2 separate regions of the Homo sapiens genome follow, and region 2 is linked to region 1. A link is a loop called in an ENCODE intact Hi-C map of the cell type or tissue named here. Cell type or tissue: A673. All regions are shown on one strand. Each heading gives the region's core, and the rest is flanking DNA. Links, peaks and the distances in the headings are about the cores only.

The links. A loop is a pair of places that touch in the nucleus more often than their neighbours do. Peaks named below come from ENCODE experiments on the same cell type or tissue, not always from the same donor. Only the 100,000 strongest peaks of a DNase experiment are listed, where the experiment ranks them.
Region 2: a loop joins it to region 1, with 3 times the contacts of the local background. A loop is called at or near these places in 23 of 110 quality-filtered maps.

The regions. Positions count from the first base shown.
Region 1 is chr18:11,934,763-11,943,093 of GRCh38, forward strand. The region is part of intron 2 of LOC101927511 (a long non-coding RNA gene); the gene reads right to left. Among named protein-coding and RNA genes, the nearest start is that of MPPE1, 31 kb to the left of the region's middle. In A673, for the core only: a CTCF peak has its summit at 3,311 (motif pointing right); a DNase peak (open chromatin) is centred at 3,309.
Region 2 is chr18:11,728,079-11,736,409 of GRCh38, forward strand. All of the region lies in intron 1 of GNAL (G protein subunit alpha L), which reads left to right. Among named protein-coding and RNA genes, the nearest start is that of GNAL, 43 kb to the left of the region's middle. RefSeq lists an enhancer at 4,595-5,203. In A673, for the core only: CTCF peaks have their summits at 390 (motif pointing left) and 5,056 (motif pointing right); a DNase peak (open chromatin) is centred at 5,103; H3K27me3 peaks cover 5,509 bases.

The DNA.
Region 1 (8,331 bases), core at 66-8,065:
CCAGCCTGGCCAACATGGTGAAACCCTGTCTGTACTAAAAATACCAAAAATTAGCCGGGCGTGGTGGCAGTGCCTGTAATCTCGGCTACTCAGGAGGCTGAGGCAGGAGAATTGCTTGAACCTGGGAGGCAGAAGTTGCAGTGAGCTGAGATTGGGCCACTGCACTCCAGCCTGGGCAACAAGACCAAAACTCTGTCTAGGAAGGAGGGAAGGAGGGAAGGAGGGAGGGATGGAGGGAGAGAGGGAGGAAGGAAGGAAGGAAGGAAGGAAGGAAGGAAGGAAGGAAAGGAAGGAAGGAAGAGAGACCAGCAGTGGCTCATGCCTGTAATCCCAGCAGTTTGGGAGGCTGAGGCAGGCGAATCACAAGGTCAGGAGATTGAGACCATCCTGGCTAACACGGTGAAACCCCATCTCTACTAAAAATACAAAAAATTAGCCGGGTGTGGTGGCAGGTGCCTGTAGCCCCAGCTACTCAGGAGGCTGAGGCAGGAGAATCGCTTGAACCTGAGAGGCAGAGGTTGCAGTGAGCTGAGATGGCGCCACTGCACTCCACCTGGGTGACAGAGCAAGACTACGTCTCAAATAAATAAATAAATAAATAAATAAATAAATAAAAATTAAATAAAATAAAAAAGGAAAAGAAAAATAGAAGAATAAAGTAAGGACCTTCAAGAAAAACTGGAACAATTTCCTCTGAAGAGCGAATAGTCTCAGTTGATAGTATTTAAAATTATTTTTATAACTTTACAAAATAAATATAAGACAAAAAGATTGCTTTTGATTTTAGCACAGAGATGCTCCAATATTATCTCTAAAAACTGTCAAGAGTAGAGGTGTAATCACATTCCGTCTATGTAGCAACAACTGAAAGTGCTAAAACTTCCCAACTCCGTGAGCAGGAAGTAAGCACAGAGAGTCCTGACTCCTCTGTGATCCAAGTGCTGATCACTTCCCAGACATCATTTGAACTCACTCTACAAAGAAGCAGGTCTGTAGTTTATGAAAGTAGTTCACTAGGCTGGGCGCAGTGGCTCATGCCGGTAATCACAGCACTTTGGGAGGCCGAGGTGGGCAGATTACGAGGTCAAGAGATTGAGACCATCCTGGCCAACATGGTGAAACCTGGTCTCTACCAAAAATACAAAAATTAGCCAGGTGTGGTGGTGGGCGCTTGTAATCCCAGCTACTAGGGAGGCTGAGGCAGGAGAATGGCTTGACCCCAGGAAGCGGAGGTTGCAGTGAGCCGAGATCGCGCCACTGCACTCCAGCCTGGGCGACAGAGCAAGACTCCGTCTCAAAAAAAAAAAAAAAAAAAAAAAACAGAAAAAAAAGAAAAGAAATTAGTTCGCTAGTTTCCAGTTCATGTTACACAAAGCAATTTTCTTAAATTCCTGAACTGGAGCCATAACTGTGGAAACACTGCAGTCACATCCCAAGGAAAATCAAAGATGTAAAGTTACTAACTGTTGGAACAAACTGGCTCCAGCTGTAACCAAGCAAAGAAAGTAATGTGCCCTGAATCAACTTACTGTCAAATCCTCTCCTGAATTATTAGCAGGGCATGGTGGTGTGCACCTGTAGTCCCACCTACTCGGGAGGCTGAGGCAGAAGAACTGCTTGAACCCAAGAGGTGGAGGTTGCAGTGAGCCGAGATTGTGCCACTGCACTCCAGTCTGAGAGAGCGAGACTCCATCTCAAAAAAAAAAAAAAAAAAAAAAAATTCCTCCCCTGAGCAGGCAGAGCTGGCGAAGTTCAGCCATGGGCAGAGCAGGCTTGGGCCCAGGGATTGAAAGCCAGGGATTACCAGGCCAAGAAGTCGAACAGTCCAGACTACCACACAGTGAGGGCGCTTCCCAGGGGAGGGGTGGAGGGGCCTAGAGTGCAGGTGTGGGACCATGGCTGGGGAGGAGCAGGAATGCCGGTGCCAATGCAGGGCTCAGCAGAAAGCAACCAGATGGTTGTCAAGAAAATAATTGATCCTGAAGACAAATCCTAGACCAAGTGTGCACACTCTAAGCCCAGGTCCTGATTCTACCCTTTCCAGCTCTCCAGAGAGCAGAGGCCCCAACAGTCTGGCCAGTTCTGAGCCCGGCACCCAAGCACCCTAAGACCTCTGAGCTATCTGGCCAACCTCCCTCCCCCAGGGCATGTCACTGTCTTCTGCCACAATTTTGGAGCTTGCAAAGCTTGCTAACAGAATATACACAGAGGTATTTCACTCATGGGTCTTGTTCTAGATGCCTGGGAGATCATAGTGTAACCTGGAGACAAGATTCCCAGTAGATGTTTTTTGATAATTAGAAAACAGAGAAAGTCAGGCTCAGTGGCAGATGTCTGTAGTCCCAGCTGCTCAGGAGGCTGAAGTAGGAGGATCATTGGAGGCCAGGAGTTCAAGGCTGCAGTGAGCTATGATTGCACCTGTGACTAGCCACTACACTCAAGCCTGGGCAACAGAGCACATTCCCATCCCTAAAAAAAAAAGAAAAAAAAGAAAAAAAAAAGAAAAGGGAGAGGAAGAGGAGAAGAAGAAGGAGGGGGAAAGAGGAGAAGAAGAGGAGGGAGAATGGAAAGAGCAAAACAAAGAAAGAAGAAGAAGAAACAAAAGGGGAAGAAGGAAAGAAGTCAGTGACATCAGTTTGAGGGAAAAGCGCACACACGCACACGCACACACACACACGCACACCACTGTGATTGCCCTAAAGAAATTAGCTACTTTTTGGCCAGGCGAGGTGGCTCACACCTGTAATCCCAGCACTTTGGGAGGCCGAGGCGGGTGGATCACCTGAGGTCTGGAGTTCGAGAACAGCCTGGCCAACATGGTGAAACCTCATCTCTACTAAAAATACAAAAAATTAGCTGGGCGTGGTGGCGGGCACCTGTAATCCCAGCTACTTGGGAGGCTGAGGCAGGAGAATCGCTTGAACCCTGGGGGCAGAGGTTGCAGTGAGCCAAGATGGCACCAGTGCACTCCAGCCTGAGCAACAAGAGTGAAACTCCGTCTCAAAAAAAAAAAAAAAGAAAGAAAGAAATTAGCTATTTTTCAACTCTATTATTTAAACCCTCCTTAGGGCATCCTTTGGAGTGACAGCAGACAGTGACTGGGATAACTCTGCATATTTTGGCTTAAAATTATTTTTATCTACTGAAAGGAAAACTAAATTATACTCTGAAACATAATCTAATGACGGAGGGTCTCAGAGCAAATAGCTGTTAGTCGGAGATATTGAAAGTGATCAGGTTGTGAACTCACTTGAATCGAGCCTATTACCTCATGAAATTATAAAATGATTAGCAATGTCCCCAGCAGATGGCGCAAGTGGCCCCTCTGCTGTGATGGGAAGCCAATCTGTTTCCTCTTCATATGACAATTGAACAGTAGATCCTAACCAGGTAAGGTGTTTAGTTAGGAAAGAAATCATTCATGGGATTCCAAGAGAGGCTAACTAGGAAAGACAAAATCTGGAGGCTTTTTAATTTACTTCTCATGTTAAACAGTCTAGGAGCATGTATTGACCTCACCAGTAATATGGTTCCATTCACAATATTTTTAGCTCTGAAAAAGAAAATTCTCTCATGACAGAGTTTTAGATTAAGTCCCAAAGGATGACAAAGTACCAACAATTAGAATATCTGAAATGTTTTGATGAGCTGGTGGAATTAGTGAAGGGCTCATAATGAGAAGCTCAGAGCTGTCTCCTAACAAATTACAGGTAAACGGTTTCTGAAGGAAACTGCAGGGAAGGGGATAATGATTAAAGATTATTGGAGTCAGCCAATGTTTCTGCTGCTTTGCTAGTTACTTGCAAACAAATATGATGTTCTTGCTCACATTTTGAAGCTCTCGGCTACGCATTTTTTACGAACAAGCAAACATTTGCATTTCTAGGCCAGAGGCAGCCCACGCTGGGAAGGCAGGGGACGGAATGTGTTATCCATCGAATAGTCTTCGAAAGTGCAAAAGAACTTTATTAATTAAAGCATGTTAAATATCTGCCTTTATAACTTCCAAAGAAACAAGAATTGAGAATGTTCAGGTCAATGAATAATTTTGTGCAATAGCTGTCCTGCCAATACCTACTGCCTTCCATCCCAAACACCCATCAATGTTTTAACCCTCTGTAGTCTGCTTCTTATATCCAACTGCCACTAAAACTTTATTTTATTTATTTATTTATTTATTTATTTATTTATTTATTTATTTTTGAGACAGAGTCTCACTCTGTTGCCCAGGCTGGAGTGCAATGGCGCGATCTCAGCTCACTGCAACCTCCGCCTCCCGGGTTCATGTGATTCTCCTGCCTCAGCCTCCTGAGTAGCTGGGATTACAGGCGTGCGCCACCAGGCCCAGCTAATTTTTGTATTTTTAGTAGAGACGGGGTTTCACCATGTTGGTCAGGCTGGTCTTGAACTCCTGACCTCGTGATCCGCCCGCCTCGGCCTCCCAAAGTGCTGGGATTACAGGAGTGAGCCACCGCACCCAGCCCCTATTTTTTTTTTTTTTTGACTGTCTCTGTTACCAGGCTGGAGTGCAATGGCATGATCTCGGCTCACGGCAACCTCTGCCTCCGGGGTTCAACTGATTCTCCTGCTTCAGCCTCCCAAGTAGCTGGGACTACAGGTGCATGCCACCATGCCCAGCTAATTTTTGTATTTTTAGTAGAGACAGGGTTTCACCATGTTGGCCAGGATGGTCTTCATCTCTTGACCTCGTGATCTGCCCACCTCGGCCTCCCAAAGTGCTGGGATTACAGACATGAGCCACCACCCTGGCAAAACTTTACTTTTTTTTTTTTTTTTGAGACTGAGTCTCCCTCTGTCACCCAGGCCAGAGTGCAGTAGCACGATGTTGGCTCACTGCAACCTCTGCCTCCCAGGTTCAAATGATTCCTGTGCCTCAGTCTGAGTAGCTGGAATTACAGGCGTGTGCCACTATGCCTGGCTAATTTTTGTATTTTTAGTAGACATGGGGTTTCACCATGTTGGCCAGTCTGGTCTCCAACTCCTGGCCTCAAGTGTTCCACCTGCCTAGGCCTCCCAGAGTGCTGGGATTACAAGTGTGAGCCACTGCACCTAGCAAAACTTTACTTTTTAAATATATTTAAAAATATAAATTAATATATGTTAATTGCAAGGAATTTGAAAACACTGAAAAGTATAAAGAGAAAAATTTGTAGCTACCTGAGGTGTTCTTCGCTGCATAAAGAAAGACCACAGGCTGGGTGCAGTGGCTCACGCCTGTAATCCCAGCACTTTGGGAGGCTGAGGCTGAGGCAGGTGGATCATGAGGTCAGGAGTTCGAGACCAGGTGGCCAACATGGTGAAACCCCATCTCTGCTAAAAATACAAAAGTTAGCTGGGTGGTGGCGCATGCCTGTAATCCCAACTACTCGGGAGGCTGAGGCATGGGAATTGCTTGAACTCAAGAGGTGGAGGTTGCAGTGAGCCCAGTTTGCACCACTGCACTCCAGCCTAGGTGACAGACCAAGACTCTGTCTCAGAAAAAGAAAGAAAGAAAGAAAGAAAGAAAGAAAGAAAGAAAGAAAGAAAGAAAGAAAGAAAGAAAGAAAGAAAGGACCACAGCATTGTAGTAGAGTTTAATAGACACAAGGCTGGCCATAACACTGGGAGATGGAATTGGTACTCAAATCATCTCATTCAAAGCTCGTAGATTAGGGGTTTTTTTCTTTTTCTTTCTTTTTTTTTTTTTTGAGACAAAGTCTTACTCTGTCACCCACTGGGCTCACTGCAACCTCCACCTCCTGGGTTCAAGCGATTCTCCTGCCTCAGCCTCCTGAGTAGCTGGGATTAGAGGCACGTGCCACCACATCCAGCTAATTTTTGTAGCTTTTTTGTAGTTTTTAGTAGCTAATTTTTGTAGTTTTTAGTAGATACGGGGTTTCACCATGTTGGTCAGGCTGGTCTCGAACTCCTGACCTCGCGATCTGCCCGCCTCAATCTCCCAAAGTGCTGGGATTGCAGGCATGAGCCACCACGCCCCATCAGATTAGGGGTTTTTCAAAGGCAGTTTGGGGGAAGCAGTGTTGGGGAGGGGGGGTGCTAGGTAACAGGTGCTTGCTGCTGATTGGTTGGGGGCAGAGATGAAATCATAGTGGGTTGAAGCGGTCCTCCTGTGGGCTGGTCGACTCTAGGTGCAGCCACAGGAGCAAGGGTTGTCATCCAGGTGGAGCCATGGGTGTCAGACATGCAAAAAACCTGGAAAGATATCTCAAAAGGCCAATCTTCAAGAATGGTGTTATTTGGAGGAGTAACTGGGGATGTATCATATTTTATAACATTCTGAATAACTTAGCAGGACCCAGCCTCCTCTCCTCTCTCAGCGTGATGGCCTCCAATTAGCTTTACAAAAGCAGCTGAGTTTTGGGCAAGGCCTGTTATTATTTAAACTGCAGCTGAAAGGTCTTCCAAAGTTAGCTTAGTCCAATAATCTGGGAATAATTAAGGGAAAGGCAAGATGGAGGTTAGGCTAGCTTAGTTTACCGTTATAATTTTCTCATGGATATAACTTTTGCAAAGGCAGTTTCAAGATTACCCATGAATGAGTAGATATGGGCAACACATACTTCATTATTATTATTATTATTATTATTATATATTTTTTGGAGACAGGGTCTCACTCTGTTGCCCAGGCTGGAGTGTAGTAGTGTGACCATGGCTCACTTCATCCTTGACCTACCAGGCTCAAGCAATCCTCCCCAGTCAGCCTCCCCAGGAGCTGGGACTACAGGCACATGCCATTACACCCAGCTAAATATACATTTAAAAAAATTTTTTTGTTGGGACAGGGTCTCACCATCTTGCCCAGACTGGTCTTGAACCCCTGGGCTCAAGCAATCCTCCTGCCTTGGCCTTCCGAAGTGCTGGGATTACAGTCATGTAACCCCACTGTCAGAGGTGTGTGGACCAAAGCAACTCCATCTTGAATAGGAGCTGGGTAAAATGAGGCTGAGACCTACTGGGCTGCATTCTCAGACGGTTAAGGCATCCTAAATCACAGGATGAGATAGGGGGTCAGCATAAGATACAGGTCATAAAGACCTTGCTGATAAAACAGGTTGCAGTAAAGAAGCCAGCCCAAACCCACCAAAACCAAGATGGCCACAAGAGTGACCTCTGATTGTCCTCACTGCTACCTTCCCACCAGCGCCATGACAGTTTACAGATGCCATGGCAACATCAGGAAATTACCCTGTAGGGTCTAAAAAGGGGAGGCATGAATAATCCACCCCTTGTTTAGCATTTCATCAAGGAATAACCATAAAAATGGGCAACCACCAGCCCTCGGGGCTGCTCTGCCTACGGAGTTGCCATTATTTTATTCCTTTACTTTCTTTCTTTTTTTTTTTTTTTTTTTTTGAGACGGAGTCTCGCTTTTTCGCCCAGGCTGGAGTGCAGTGGCGCAATCTCGGCTCACTGCAAGCTCCGCCTCCCGGGTTCAGGCCATTCTCCTGCCTCAGGCTCCCGAGTAGCTGGGACTACAGGCGCCCACCACCACTCCCGGCTAATTTTTTGTATTTTTAGTAGAGACGGGGTTTCACCGTGTTAGCCAGGATGGTCTTGATCTCCTGACCTCGTGATCCGCCCGCCTCAGCCTCCCAAAGTGCTAGGATTACAGGCATGAGCCACCACGCCCAGCCAATTCCTTTACTTTCTAATAAACTTGCTTTTGCTTTCCACTGTGGACTCGCCCTCAATTCTTTCTTTCACAAGAAACAAGAACCCTCTCTTGGCGTCTGGATCGAGTTCCCTTTCCTGTAACACCACCATGCTTAGCCTGGGCAACACATACTTCTGACAAAGAGCTTGTGCCCAGAATATAGAAAGAACTCATACACATCAATTTTCTTAAAAGACTAAACAGAAAAATTGGTGAGAGATTTGAACAGACACTTAACCAAAGAGAATATATGCATGGACAATCTCTATTTCATTAGTAACCAATATTTTTTTTTTTTTTTTTGAGACGGAGTTTTGCTGTTGTTGCCCAGGCTCGAGTGCAATGGCGTGGTTGGGCTCGCTGCAACCTCCACCTCCTGGGTTCAAGCGATGCTTCTGCCTCAGCCTCCTAAATAGCTAGGATTACAGGTACCCACCACCACACCCTGCTAAATTTTTTTATGACTCATGCATGAGTCACTGCACCTGGCCATTAGTAACCAATTATAAACTAAAACCAAGGCTGGGCATGGTGGCTCATGCTTGTACTCCTAGCACTTTGGGAGGGCGAGGCAGGCGGATCACTTGAGGTCAGGAGTTCGAGACCAGCCTGGCGAACATGGTGAAACCCTGTCTCTACTAAAAATACAAAAACTA
Region 2 (8,331 bases), core at 301-8,300, 210 kb before region 1:
TAGCTGGGTGTGGTGATCTGTGCCTGTGGTCCCAGCTACTCAGGAGGATCCCTTGAGCCCAGGAGATTGAGGCCACAGTGCGCTGTGATCACACCACTCCACTCCAGCCTGGGTAACAGAGTAAGACCCTATGTCTTTAATTAACAACAGCAACAAAAGATGAATACATAGCTCAAAATGGTAGTGCAAGCAGGGGGTGGGGTGGGGGGAGTAAGGCATGATTGTTGTCTCATTTTAATGTCTCTCTGAGCCTGATGATTTAAAAGGACTCACATTCTTCAGGCAAAAGTTATTTACTTTTGGAAGTCCACCTGCTCTCACAGCCAGTGTCATGTAAGCTCTCTCCCCTGTCTTGATTCTGCCCTCTTCTGGCTGCATTTTTACACTTGCTTCCAGGAGCTCCACCTTCATCAAGTCTCAGCAGCACAGTGGAGAGAGGCTCTGGGGGCTCATTGCAATTCTGAGTTGGACAACTCAGGCGGGAGCTTAGAATTGTTTCTAACAGGTGTTTGTTCTTGTCCCAAACCTCAAAGTTTCTTTTTAAGATAAATCTGCTTAATAGTTTCTACAATTATTTCTGAACTTCATTTCACCCTCAGTCTTTGCACAGACATTGATTCCTTCACATTGTTCTTTTATTTTCTTACAGTGATGATACAGACAGAAATACAGATATTTGCTACATCTCTGTAAGAAAATGTAATATTCCTGGATTCCTGTCTTAGACGATGAGTTTTATATTGTGTAATACAAATCAATATTGCAAGCAAAAGACATTTATACATTTTGAAAACAAATTGTTTCCTTGGGAGCCTGCTGATGAAAGGCTGACTCCTCTTGGGAGAAATCACTCAAAGCTCTGAGAGTTTAAACACACTGGGATGGGATGGACGAGTTAGTACTGGTTAGTAGATAAAGTCTCCAAGAAACATCAGAGCCATTTGGGTGGGGAAGGGATCTCCAGCATCATATTTTTGATTTGCTCTTTGGTGTTTTTATTGATGATTTGGTATTTGGCCGCAAACGAGATAGTTAACCCAGATTTCTAAAATCCTGGAACTGAACATTTAGAATATGAAGACTGTGAGATCATAGGTTCATAGATGTGTTGGGTACAACATCTTCCATCAAAGAGAAAGGGGACATTTTTTTCCTGAGCGGTTAGAAGGAAAACATGCTTCCTGCCTATGGAGCAGTGGTCTTAGCGCTCCTCTTGCCCCACCTGTGTGGGTTTTCACTCTTTTGCCCACTCTGCCTTCCCTAAGCACAGTGAACCAGCTGGAGGATGCTCTCTGCTCACCAATTCCAGAGCTTCCCCGGCTTCCTCTGCCCTTGGAATCCCTCTCCCACACTCCTAAGTAGCCAGATCCTCTCCAGATTTAACGGTCGATTACAAGTGTTACCTCCTCTTTGAAACATTTTCTGACCCTCTGTGTTGGAAGTGCTCTTCCTTAAGTTTCCACTCGTTTTATTATGTACTTCCTTCATAATACTCATTACCTTTTATTGTAGATATTTGTAAGTTTCACTTAAATGCATTAGCAGATTATATATTCTGTGCGAGCCATATCCATTCTGATTCATTTCTGTATCCTCCACACCACCCAGCAGAATCTGGCATAAAATGCTGTAAACAGGAAAACCAAACCTTGTAAAATATTTTATTAATAAAGAGGTTTATTCTGAGCCAATGTGGCTGCTCGCGGCTGGCAGAAAACACAAACCCAGGAAGCCTTGATTAAGTCGCCCCGAGGCAGTTGGGTTACAGCTTGATTTTACACATTAGGGAGACTGGAGTTGCAGGTAAAATCATAAAGCAACACATGGAAATTCTACATTAATTTGGCCCAAAAAGGCGAGACATCTGGAAGCAGAGGCTTACAAGTCATAGGTGGGTTTTAGGGATTCTTTATTTAGTTGGCAATGGGTTGAAAGAGTTAAGTTTTTCTTTTCTTTTCTTTTCTTTTTTTTTTGAGACAGAGTCTCGCTCTTTCGCCCAGGCCGAACTGCAGTGGCGCTATCTCGGCTCACTGCAAGCTCTGCCTCCCAGGTTCACAACATTCTCCTGCCTCAGCCTCCCACTTTTTTTTTTTTTTTTTGAGGCAGAGTATCCCTCTGTCACCCAAGCTGGAGTGCAGTGGCACGATCTCAGCTCACTGCAGCCTCCACCTCCCAGGTTCAAGCGATTCTTCTGCCTCAGCCTCCTGAGTAGCTGGGATTACAGGTGCCGGCACCACGCCCAGCTAATTTTTGTAGTTTTAGTAGAGATGGGGGTTTCCCCACGTTGGCCACGCTGGTCTCGAACTCCTGATCTCAGGTAATCTGCCTGCCTCGGCCTCCCAAAATGCCGGGATCACAGGTGTGAGCCACCATACCTGGCCAAGTTAAGTTTTTCTAAAGACTTGCTGGGCACAGTGGCTCACGCCTGTAATCCCAGCACTTTGGGAGGCCAACGCAGGTGGATCACCTGAGGTCAGGAGTTCGAGACCAGCCTGGCCAACATGGTGAAACCCCATCTCTACTAAAAATACAAAAATTAGCCAGGCATGGTGGCATGCACCTGTAGTCCCAGCTACTAAGGAGGCTGAAGCAGGAAAATCTCTCAAACACAGGAGGTGGAGGTTACAGTGACCTGAGATCGCGTCACTGCACCCCAGCCTGGGTAACAGAGTGAGACTCCATCTCAAAAAGGAAAAAAAATAAAATAAAATAAAGACTTGAAGTCAGTACAAAGGATGCTTAAGTTAAGGGGGTCGGCTATCTGTCATGTGATACTATACCAGAGTCAAATTGGAAAGTAAGCCATGTCATATCGAGTTAATTAAAAACAAACAAACAAAAACCTTTAGCAAGCTTTCATAGTTTGCAGCATGTGACTTAACCCTTGCCTAGCATGGCCTTGGGTCCTGTTTATAATCTGGTGTCTTATTGCCACACAGAATCTATTGCATTAGACTGATGATCTCTGTTTTAATGTTAATTCCAGTCATTTGTGCCTAAACTCCAAAAAGAATGGGGTATGAGGTGTGTCTGACTTCCCTTACCATCATGGCCAGGAATTCAGTTTTTGTTGTTGTTGTTGTTTTTGAGACGGAGTCTCACTCTGTTGCCCAAGCTGGAGTGCAGTGCTGTGATCTCAGCTCACTGAAACCTCCGCCTCCTGGGTTCAAGCGATTATCGTGTCTCAGCCTCCGGAGTAGCTGGGATTACAGGCCCACGCCACTATGCCCAGCTAATTTTTGTATTTTTAGTAGAGACGGGGTTTCTCCATGTTGGCCAGGCTGGTTCTCCAACTCCTGACCTCAGGTGATCCACCCGCCTTGGCCTCCCAAAGTGCTGGGATTACAGGCGTGAGCCACCGTGCCCGACTGGGAATTCAGTTTTTAAGGTTTTTCTGAGGTTACCCTTGGCCAAGAAGCTTCATTCAGTCAGTGGGGGGCCTTAGGATTTTATTTTTAGTTTACGATAGGTCGAATATAGTCCTTGACAAAACAGAAGAAAGAACGTAGAAATCCCACTGCGCAATTGAATTCCAATCCAGAAAGATTGCCATTTGTTTTTTTATTTCCCCTAGTGCAGAAATAACTCACATATCATGAATTCACACCTCTTAAAATTGTACAATTCAGTGTGTTTAGCATATTCACAAGGCCGTGGAACCATCACCACCGTCCTTGGGAGCCCACTGCTGAAGGACTGGAATATCTAATTCCCGAATGTTTTCATCATTCTGCAAAGAAGCCCTGGACCCACTAGCAGTCACTCCCCGTTTCCCCTCCTGCTCTTCCTCCCAACAACCATTAGTCTATTTTCTCTCTTTGCAGATTTGCCTATTCTGGACATTTGACATAAATAATCTTATAATATGTGGTCTTTTGTGACTAGCTTCTTTTTCTTAGCATAATGTTTTTATCTATGTGTAACATACATCTCTACTTCATTCCTTTTTGTGGTTGAACAATATTCCATCATATAGGTATACCATATTTTGTCTATTTATCATTGGTGGACATTTGCGTGTTTCTGCTTCTGTGCTTTCATGAATAATGCTGCTATGGACATTTGTGTACAGGTTTTTGTCTAAATATATGCTTATTTCTCTTGGGTATTACCAAGAATTGGAATTGCTGGGTCATGTGGTAACTGTATGTTCAACTTTTTAAGAAAAACGTAAACAGTTTTCCAATGTGGCTGCATCATTTTACTTTCCCACCAGCAGTGTATGAAGGGTTCTAATTTTTCCACATCTCACCGACACTCGTTACTGTCTTTTTTATTGTAGCCATCCTAGTGGATGTGAGATGTTATTCACTGTGCTTTTGATTTGCAGTTCCTTAATTAATAATGTTGAGTATCATTTCTTATGCAAATTGGTTATTTGTATATCTTCTTTAGAGAAATGTCTGTTCAAATCCTTTGTTCCTATTTTAATTGGGTTATTTGTCATTTTTTCTCATTTGTTCTCAAGCACACGTAACTCTACATTTAGTCTGTCCTCACCCATGGGTATCTGTTCAAAAAGGAATAGTGTCAAGTTTTGCCCCGATTTTATCATTTCAATTGTGTTGTATGTTAGCAATATTCAGTGCTAACAAGTTTTAACTACATGGTTCTAAATATGGATCTTCCCAACATTTACAAATGGAGGAGGGATAGACGGAGTGTTCAAAAGAAAATGTTAATATGCTTTGAAACATTGTTTTGTCAATGTAAATGTTAAATCAGCAGAACCCAGTAACTGATGAGAAGCACAGTAAGTTAGCTACAGCAATCACATAAGCAGAAGCACAGGGAAATTCACGAAGAGGGAAACAGCAAAAATAGAAAGGCGGGAACACAGGAGTGGGTATAGGGATGCCTACAGTTATGTATTCATGAAGTAAGAGCTTTCTGGGCAGTGATTAACTGATTTGTCAGAAATTGCAGACAGCAAGGAAAGAAGAAATAAAACTTGCTTGGAAGGAAGTAGTGTTGTCTGGTCCGCTGTGGACACCTGGACATGTGAAGAGAAGACTCTGATCTGTGCTCAGAGTCGGGTTGTTTCTCGAACGGCCGCCTGGTGGCGCTGTGGCACAGGGGCGCTGGCGAGGGAAAGGCTCCTGCAATGCACCAAGCTGCGCCCGGGCGCGGGGAGCCGTCGACTGGGGACTTGGAGGTGTGGGCCTCTCGTGCTGTGTCTGAGGGACAGCTGTCATGTGTGAAGCTCCTGCTATATAAAAGGGTGAGCTGTTTCCCTCTGCTCACCCTTTAAACTGCTCTGCCTGCTGAATGCTGTACCCAGGTGGCGGAGAGCAGAAGCGAAACTGGGGAGTGAGGCCAGTGAGGCTGGGGGGCTTGCTGGACACAGCCAGTTCTCCAGAGCTGGAGCTAAACGGCAGCAAGGTCCCAGCCTCTCACTGGTGTGTTCTCATTTTCATCTTTTGGAGATGTTTTTTCTGTCTTAAAAAACATTCCAAGTCCATCAACGGATGACTGGATAAAGCAAATGTGGTACTTATACACTATGGAATACTATTCAGCTGTAAAAAGAGTAAAATCATGTCTTCTTGAGGGTAATTCTCTAAGTGAAATAACTCAGAAATAGAAGTCAAATGCCACATGTTCTCATAAGTGAGAGTGAAACAATGTGTGCACGCGGACACAGGAGTGGAAGAACAGACATTAGAGAGGCAGGATGTGAGGGAGGGAGGGACGATTACTTACTGGGTACAGTGTACGCTCTTCAAGTGATGCCTACACTATGCTCTATAGCCATGCAACAAAACTGCACTTGTATCCCCTATGTCTATCACTGAAAAAAAAAAAAAAAAAAAGTCCAAGCCCAGAACTTGTGTGTGCGTGTCATTCTGCACATTCCTGGACAGGTCCTGTGTCCGTTCTGTAGAACTGCGCCATCATTTCTCTCCTGGAGGAGGCCCCCAGCCTCACCAGAAGGGATGAAGATGTGGGGTGGCCTCATCCTTTTTGAAACAGCTCTTAGTTCAGATGAAACCATCTTTCCAGAGGCTCGGTGGTTTCTCGATGGAACTGGGGGTTAGGGAAGAGCAATAAGCTTTTCTTTTTCTTTTTCTTTTTTTTTTTTTTTTGAGACAGCCTCGCTCTGTCACCAGACTGGAGTGCAGTGGCGCGATCTCAGCTCACTGCAACCTCCGCCTCCCAGTTCAAGCGATTCTCCTGCCTCAGCCTCCTGAGTAGCCAGGACTACAGGCGTGCACCACCACGCCCAGCTAATTTTTGTATTTTTAGTAGAGACGGGGTTTCATCATGTTGGCCAGGATGGTTTCGATCCCTTGACCTCGTGATCCACCCGCCTTGGCCTTCCAGAGTTCTGGGATTACAGGCGTGACCCACCGCGCCGGGTGTAGATTTTCTTTACAGGACAGGATCAAATCACATAGAATGGATTCAGTGGAGGCAATCATGTCTGGGCTCTGAGGGCTGGAGCATGGCTGTGTGGCTTAAATGATATGTCCTTGGAGAGCAGCAATTTCTGAGAGATTAGCAATAGCTTGCATTCTAGATAGCATGGGAGTTTCATAGGCTCGCCTAGGACTCTAAAGATCTCATGGCATCGTTCAACAGGTGAGGTTTTAGGTTGCAAAGGGAATACTACCAGATCCTAAGCAGGACCACTGCTGGGGTCATTCTGTAGTTCACTCAGTAAGCATCAATGATCTGATGAGCATGTAGGAAATAGCCTTTGGGGGGATTTATTCTACTGGAGAAACTTGGCATTCTCAGAGAACCACAGCAACCAGGCAGGAAGCTAAAGGGCAAATGGCATTTAGACCAGCGTCCCCTATCTGATGCAGGAGTGCTTGAACCAAGTATAGAACCGGTTTGATGGACTTGCAGAGAAGTGGGAAGAGAGCATCCTAGATAAAGAGAAAGGCTGGACTCAGGTGGGCACAGGGAAAACGCCAGGCCGACGTGAGGATTGGTGGGCATTTGATAAGGTTTTGTTTATTGTTTTTGTGGGGGTTTTTTTTGAGATGGAGTTTCGCCCTTATCACCCAGGTTATAGTGCAATGGCACGATCTTGGCTCACTGCAACCTCCACCTCCCAGGTTCAAGTGATTCTCCTGCCTCAACCTCCCAAGTAGCTGGAACTACAGGCTCGCACCACCACACCCGTCTAATTTTTGTGTTTTTGGTAGAGACGGGGTTTCACCATGTTGACCAGGCTGGTCTTGAACTCCTGACCTCAAGTGATCCACCCGCCTTGCCCTTCCAAAGTGCTGGGATTACTGGTGTGAGCCACTGTGCCCGACCTGATAAGGTATTGATAAGTGGTATTAATAAGTGAGTTGAGCTCAATGAAGAGAGTGATGATAAGGAATGGATCATTTAAATAAGAGTAGCTCACTGGTCTCTTTAATTAAAAAGAATGTGACCAGGTGTGAAGCTCACACCTGTAATCCTAGCACTTTAGGAGGCTGAGGCAGGAGAATCACTTGAGCCCAGGAGTTCGAGATCAGCCTGGGCAACATGGCAAAACCTTGCCTCTACTAAAACTATAAAAAGTTGGCCAGGTGTGGTGGCATGCACCTGTAGTAACAGCTACTTGGGAGGCTGAGTTGAGAGGATTGCCTGAGCCCTAGAGGTGGAGGAGTTTGCAGTGAGCCGAGATTGTGCCACTGCATTCCAGCCTGAGCCACAGAGTGAGAACCTGTCTCAAAAAAAAAAAAAGAAAGAGAGAAAGAAAGGAGGGAGGGAGGGAAGGAAGGAAAGGAAGGAAGGAAGGAAGGAAGGGAGAAAAAAATGCAAGGTCACAGTAAAAAGTTCAGAGAATGGAAAAGGACAGAGAGCAACACTGGAAACCTCCCTTCCTGGGTCCCAATTGTTTATCGGATGCCTTCGAGCCCTCCCCCTGTTCATATACAAGAATCTATTAACATAGTGATTTGATATGCAGAGTTTACTACTCTCTGTCTTGTCCCGCAACTTACTCTGGGACTTAACATGCCAGTACATCTCCAAATCTAGTCTATTTTCTTCCCACAGAGGGAGAGACTTCTTTTATTAAAGATACTTCTGGCTGGGCATGGTGGTTCACATGTAATTCCAACACTTCGAGAGGCTGAGGCGGGAAGATTGCTTGAGGCCAGGAGTTCCAGACCAGCCTGAGCAACATAGTGAGACTTCGTGTCTACAAAAAATTTAAAAATTAGCCATGCATGGTGGCACACACCTATAGTCTTAGCTACTCAGGAGGCCAAGGCGGGAGGATCACTTGAACCCACGTGTTAGAGGCTGCAATAAGCTATGATCACACCACTGCGTTCCAGCCTGGGCAACAGAGCAAGACCCTATCTCTATTATTTTTTAAAG